2 separate regions of the Homo sapiens genome follow, and region 1 is linked to region 2. Evidence: read pairs that join two places in POLR2A ChIA-PET (ENCODE). Cell type or tissue: MCF 10A. All regions are shown on one strand. Links, peaks and the distances in the headings refer to the core of each region. The heading gives the core; the rest is flanking DNA. Region 1 overlaps LINC02811 (long intergenic non-protein coding RNA 2811). Region 2 holds the start of MACF1 (microtubule actin crosslinking factor 1).

Region 1 (2,914 bases), core at 116-2,615, 600 kb after region 2:
AGGATATGTATACCTTCAACTTTAGTAAACAATACCAAACTGATTTCTAAATGCTAGTACGCATTTACAATTCTACCTGAAATGTATGAGTTACCATCATCTGTAGGATCTATAGTGATTTCTCCCTTTTCATTTCTGACATTTCTTTTTTTGTGTCCCTTTTTCCCTCTTTCCTTTCCTTTTCTTTCTTTCCTTCCTTCCTTTCTTCTTTCTTTTTTATTGAGAGTCTTGCTCTGTCACCCAAGCTAGAGCGCAGTGGTGTGGTCATGACTCACCACAGCCTCGACTTCCCAAGCTTAAGCAATCCTCCCACCTCAGCCTCCTGGGCAGCTGGGACTACAGGCATGTGCCACCACACCTGGCTAATTTTTTGACCCATTATTGAGAAGTATGTTAAAATTCCCATTGTGGTTTTGAATTTGTCTATTTCTTTTTTGAGTTCTGTCAGTTTTTGCTTTAAGTATTTTGAGGCTATGTTGTTGGAGAATCTAAGTTTAGAGTTATTTTATCTTTTTTTAATTTTACTTTTTTTAGAGATGATGTCTCCCTGCCTAGGCTGATTTGGTCTTATTTCTGAGCTCAAGGGATCGTCCCACCTCAGCCTCTGGAGTAGCTGGAACTACAGCACGTGCTACCATGCTTGGCTTAGAATTAGTTCATCTTTTGATGGGTTGAACTTTTTTTAATGAAGTGTTTCTATTTATTTATTTATTTATTTATTTATTTATTTATTTATTTATTTTTGAGAGGGAGTCTAGCTCTGTCGCCCAGGCTGGAGTGCAGTGGCATGATCTCAGCTCACTGCAACCTCCACCTCCCAGGTTCAAGCGATTCTTCTGCCTCAGCCTCCTGAGTAGCTGGGATTACAGGTGCCCACCACCACACCCAGCTAATTTTTGTATTTTTAGCAGAGACAGGGTTTCACTGTGTTGGCTGGGCTGACCTCGTGATCCACCCGCCTCGGCCTCCCAAAGTGCTGGGATTACAACCGTGAGCCACCTCGCCCGGCAGTCTCTCTTTATTTCTTTTTTTTTTTTTTGAGGGGGACGGAGTCTTGCTCTGTCGCCCAGGCTGGAGTGCAGTGGCGCAATCTCGGCTCACTGCAGGCTCCGCCTTCCGGGTTCATGCCATTCTCCTGCCTCAGCCTCCGGAGTAGCTGGGACTACAGGCACCCGCCACCTCGCCTGGCTAACTTTTTTGTATTTTTAGTAGAGACAGGGGTTTCACTGTGTTAGCCAGGATGGTCTCAATCTCCTGACCTCATGATCCGCTGGCCTCGGCCTCCCAAAGTGCTGGGATTACAGGTGTGAGCCACTGCGCCCAGCTCTCTTTATTTCTAATAATTATTTTTGCCTTAAAGTCTACTTTTTCTGATATTAATATAGTTATAACAGCATTGTTTGGTTGGTATTTGCATAATATATCTTTTTTATTGATTCACTTTCTTATAAACTTTTTAGTTTGAAATAATTTCAAACTTGCAGAAGTTTTGAAATAGTTCTAAGACCATCCATACACTCTTCCCTTAGATTACTCATTTGCCTTATTCTCTCTATCTATCCCTTATATATAATATATATTATATTAGTATATGTAATTTTTCCAACCCATTTGAAAGTAAATTGTATATATTATGCCCCATTACTCTTAATACTTCAGTATGTATTTCAAAAAAAATTATACTCTCCTACATTACCCTTACAAAATCAGAACCAGAAAATTAATACTGATAAAATACTACTATTTAACCATATAAACTAATGCATTAACTCCATTCAAATTACACCAATTGGCTGGGCGTGGTGACTTATGCTTGTAAGCCCAGCACTTTGGGAGGCCAAGGCAGGCAGATCACTTGAGCCTAGGAGTTCAAGACCAACCTGGGAGACATGGTAAAACCTTGTCTCTACAAAGAATACAGAAAAATTAGCTGGACGTGGTGGTGCACACCTGTAGTCCCAGCTACTTGGGAGGCTGAGATGGGAGGATCGCTTGAGCCCAGGAAGCAGAGGTTGCAGTAAGCCGAGATCACGCCACTGCACTCAAGCCTGGGTGACAGAGTGAGTTCCTGTCTCAAAAAAACCTAAAAAGCCTCTCCCTCTCCCCTCTCCCCTCTGCCCTCTCCCCTCTCCCTCGTCCCTCGTCTCCCTCGTCTCCCTCATCTCCCTCGTCTCCCTCTCCCTCTCCCTCTCCCTCTCCCCGGTCTCCCTCTGATGCCACCAAAGTTGTGAAAGCCGAGGCTGGACTGTACTGCCGCCATCTCGGCTCACTGCAACCTCCCTGCCTGATTCTCCTGCCTCAGCCTGCAGAGTGCCTGGGATTGCAGGCGCGCGCCGCCACACCTGACTGGTTCTTGCATTTTTTGGTGGAGACGGGGTTTCACCGTGTTGGCCGGGCTGGTCTCCAGCTCCTGACCGCGAGTGATCTGCCTGCCTCGGCCTCCCGAGGGGCCGGGATTGCAGACGGAGTCTCGCTCACTCAGTGCTCCATGTTGCCCAGGCTGGAGTGCAGTGGCGTGATCTCGGCTAGCTACAACCTCCACCTCCCAGCCGCCTGCCTTGGCCTCCCAAAGTGCCGAGATTGCAGCCTCTGCCTGGCCGCCACCCCGTCTGGGAAGTGAGGAGCGCCTCTGCCCGGCCGTGACCCCGTCTGGGAACTGAGGAGTGTCTCTGCCCGACCGCCACCCCATCTGGGAGGTGAGGAGCGTCTCTGCCCGGCCGCCCCGTCTGAGAAGTGAGGAGCCCCTCCACCCGGCAGCCGCCCTGTCTGGGAAGTGAGGAGCCCCTCCGCCCGGCAGCCACCCCGTCTGCCAAGTGAGGAGCCCCTCCGCCCGGCAGCTGCCCCGTCCAGGAGGTGGGGGGCACCTACGCCCGGCCACTGCCCCGTCTGGGAGGTGGGGGGCGCCTCTGCCCGG
Region 2 (2,914 bases), core at 88-2,587:
AAAAGGAAAATAAATAAATAAATAAAGATTTCACATAGAAAAAAAAGTAAAACCCTTCCCTATTATTAGAAAAAAATAAACTTGACAGATATATAAAGCAATTTTCATTTTTTAAAGCTTGTGAGACTATAGCATCTTCATCTATATCATAGTGTAATAGGTACTTTAGAAGTAAGTAAACAGGGTCTCACTTTGTCTCAAATAAAAAGGCTGTAGTGCAGTGGCATGATCATGGCTTGCTGCAGCCTTGATTCCTGGGCTCAAGCCATCTTCCCACCTCAGCCTCCCCAGTAGCTGGGACTATACACACATACCATCTCATCTGGCTAAATTTTAAAATTTTTTTGTAGAAATGGGGTCCCACTGTGTTACTCAGTCTGGTCCTGAACTCCTGGGCTCAAGTGATCCTCCTGCCTCAGCCTCCTGAAGTGCAGGGATTACAAGCATGAGCCACTGCATCTGGCCTGATTTAGTGAGTTTGGACAAATGTATACAGTCATGGAACCACCACCACAATCAACAAAAGGAACATTTCCATCCTCTTACAGTTATTTTGTGATCCTTTTAGTCAATTTCCTTCCCTCATTCTCAGCCTCTTCCATTTCTAGTTGTATAGTTTTGCTTTTCTAGAAAGTTATATAAATGGAATCATATGGTATGTAGCCTTTTGTGTTTGGCTTTTTTTATGTAGCATAATAGTTTTGAGAATCATCTGTGTCGTCGTATGTATCAGTAGTTTTATTCTATTTTATTGCAGAATAGGTAGTCCATTATATGGATGCACAATTTGTTTATACATTTACCAGTTGATGGACATTTGGGTTGTTTCCAGTTTTTTATATTATGAATAATGCTGCTGCAAACATTCATATACAGGTCTTTGTGTGGATATACGTTTCTCTTTTTCTTGGATAGATACCTAGGAGTGAGATTGCTGGGTCCTCTGGTCTAAGGCCGGGCACAGTGGCACATGCCTGTAATCCCAGCACCTTTGGAGGCAGAGGCGGGAGGATTGCTTGAGGTCAGGAGTTCGAGACCAGCTTGGCCAACATGGTGAAACCCCATCTCTACTAAAAATATAAAAATTAGCTGGGTGCGGTGGCATCCACCTGTAATCCCAGCTACTCAGGAGGCTGAGGCAGGAGAATTGCTTCAACCCTAGAGGCGGAGGTTGCAGTGAACTGATATCGTGCCTTCCAAAGTGCTGGGATTACAGCCATGAACCACTGCGCCCAGCCAGACGGATTTTTTTAACCCTTGAGAAGTACCCCCTAAATGAGCAGTTTGCTCTCCTCGCTGATCTTCATCACACCTAGATGTCAGGTCTGCTTCATGGGAGCTTGCTCTGTATGTATCCTCCCTGGACTGATGTTCAGGCTCCTTGCTTCTCCTCCCGGGTTGTGGGTATGGAGGGTTTGCCCTCTGACAACTCCAGGGTACTTGTGGTGCTCATACATCCTCATGTACTTTGCTTTCTCCCCGCAAGAGGTTCCCTAATGCTTCTGTGACTTTTTTCTTCTGGCTACATCCTGAAGTCTGGCCTTGCAGGCAGGCTGGGAATGGAAAGTTAAGAGTGTGACGTCCTCTGACACCCTCCCTTCTTGTAGAAGGGTCTGAGGTTTGTTTATTTAAGCTGAGCAGAGGATGCCAAAGATAGAGGTTTGAGTCAGCTTGACACTGGCTTAGGCGCTCCTTTTCACTCTCCTTGTTCCTTCTTCCCTTTCCCCTCCCCCGCTGGCCAGTTGTTTCCTGGGCTTTGTCTGAGATACACTGTACAGTTTTAGTCCCAGTCTACTAGCGCCTGCTGAAAAACAGTCAGAAGTGAGATGGAGGAGAAGCTGCCAGGAAGTTTCTGACAACACTAAGCTCCGGCCTCTGCCTCTGCTGATAGTACAGGACAACAGTAACCTCAGGAGAAAGGCATCCAGAGGCCTGCGCTGAGCTTGTGGCTAACTCAAGGGAGGAGAAAGGACGGGCCTGGAAATGCCCCTCTTAGATTCATCTTATTTACCACCAACCATCTTTATTTTGACTCACGTTCTTGGAGTTGCTGGTGTTCTATACTGGAAGAGGCATGCCAGAGGTAGAGCAGGTAACTAACTGGTACCCAGTTATTCTTTAAATCTACTGTGGGGCTTTTGAGGGTGGGGTGAATGATGGAGGTCTTCCCAGTTGCTTTCCTTAAAGGGCCAGTACGTCCTTCAGCTGGGGTGCTGTCAGACTTAAGAGTGTGTGTGTGTGAGTATAATGAAGAAGCTGGTCTGCCCTGGGGCCACTTTGGGATGGGGGTGGTGCTCTTTTCTGTTCTGTGAGTCTGTCTGGAGAGTGCTGGTTAGATGAGGTGATGACTGGGCTCAAAACTGAAGGGAAGTGGCTGCTGTGCTGACTTAGTCTTTCCTCAGAGAACTGAGCTCTTTCTTTCTCAATCTCAGAGTGGTTTCTTGGAACCTTGTTTTTAACTGAAAACATACAGTAACTCTTTTACCCTCCTCCAGGTATAGATTTGGGTTGGAGAAGTTTCTGTTAACTTGGTGTGTTTTGGGGTGAGAAAAGGCAGAGGAGGAAGGGTCAGTCAGTGGAAGGGGTCGTGCGATGTCCTTGCCGAGGGGCATCCTGGAACACTGGGTGTCTGTGTTCTCTTTGATATCATTGATACTGTTCCTACACAGTTTGGCTATGTGTATCCAAATCATCTTGTTCAATGCAAGGAAGTTAATCCCTCTCTTCCCTAGGGAATCAGGCTTTGATAATTAAAAAAAAAATTTTTTTTTGTAATGGCACCAGAACCCTCATTCTTCCCATATTGCTATTAGTTATATTCTGTTGACTTCTAAACACTCAGAGCAGGGATCAGCCCTGAGTTTGGCTGATTCTGAGTCTCCATGGTTGAGGATTCATATGGTCTAACTTTTAC

What was found. Peaks named below come from ENCODE experiments on the same cell type or tissue, not always from the same donor. Only the 100,000 strongest peaks of a DNase experiment are listed, where the experiment ranks them.
Region 1: POLR2A ChIA-PET joins it to region 2 with 5 read pairs; 3 of 35 experiments call an interaction of 5 or more read pairs at or near these places.

What each region holds. Positions count from the first base shown.
Region 1 is chr1:39,805,503-39,808,416 of GRCh38, forward strand. All of the region lies in intron 3 of LINC02811 (long intergenic non-protein coding RNA 2811), which reads right to left. It overlaps LOC130932201 (a long non-coding RNA gene), which reads left to right. Exons shown (of 4, transcript NR_186719.1): 3 at 2,500-2,696. Among named protein-coding and RNA genes, the nearest start is that of LINC02811, 10 kb to the right of the region's middle. In MCF 10A, for the core only: no CTCF peak of the experiment used is centred there; no DNase peak of the experiment used is centred there.
Region 2 is chr1:39,203,040-39,205,953 of GRCh38, forward strand. MACF1 (microtubule actin crosslinking factor 1) reads left to right here and starts at 1,656. Exons shown (of 101, transcript NM_001394062.1): 1 at 1,656-2,092. The coding sequence starts at 1,984. RefSeq lists an enhancer at 1,842-2,021. In MCF 10A, for the core only: a CTCF peak has its summit at 1,490; a DNase peak (open chromatin) is centred at 1,632.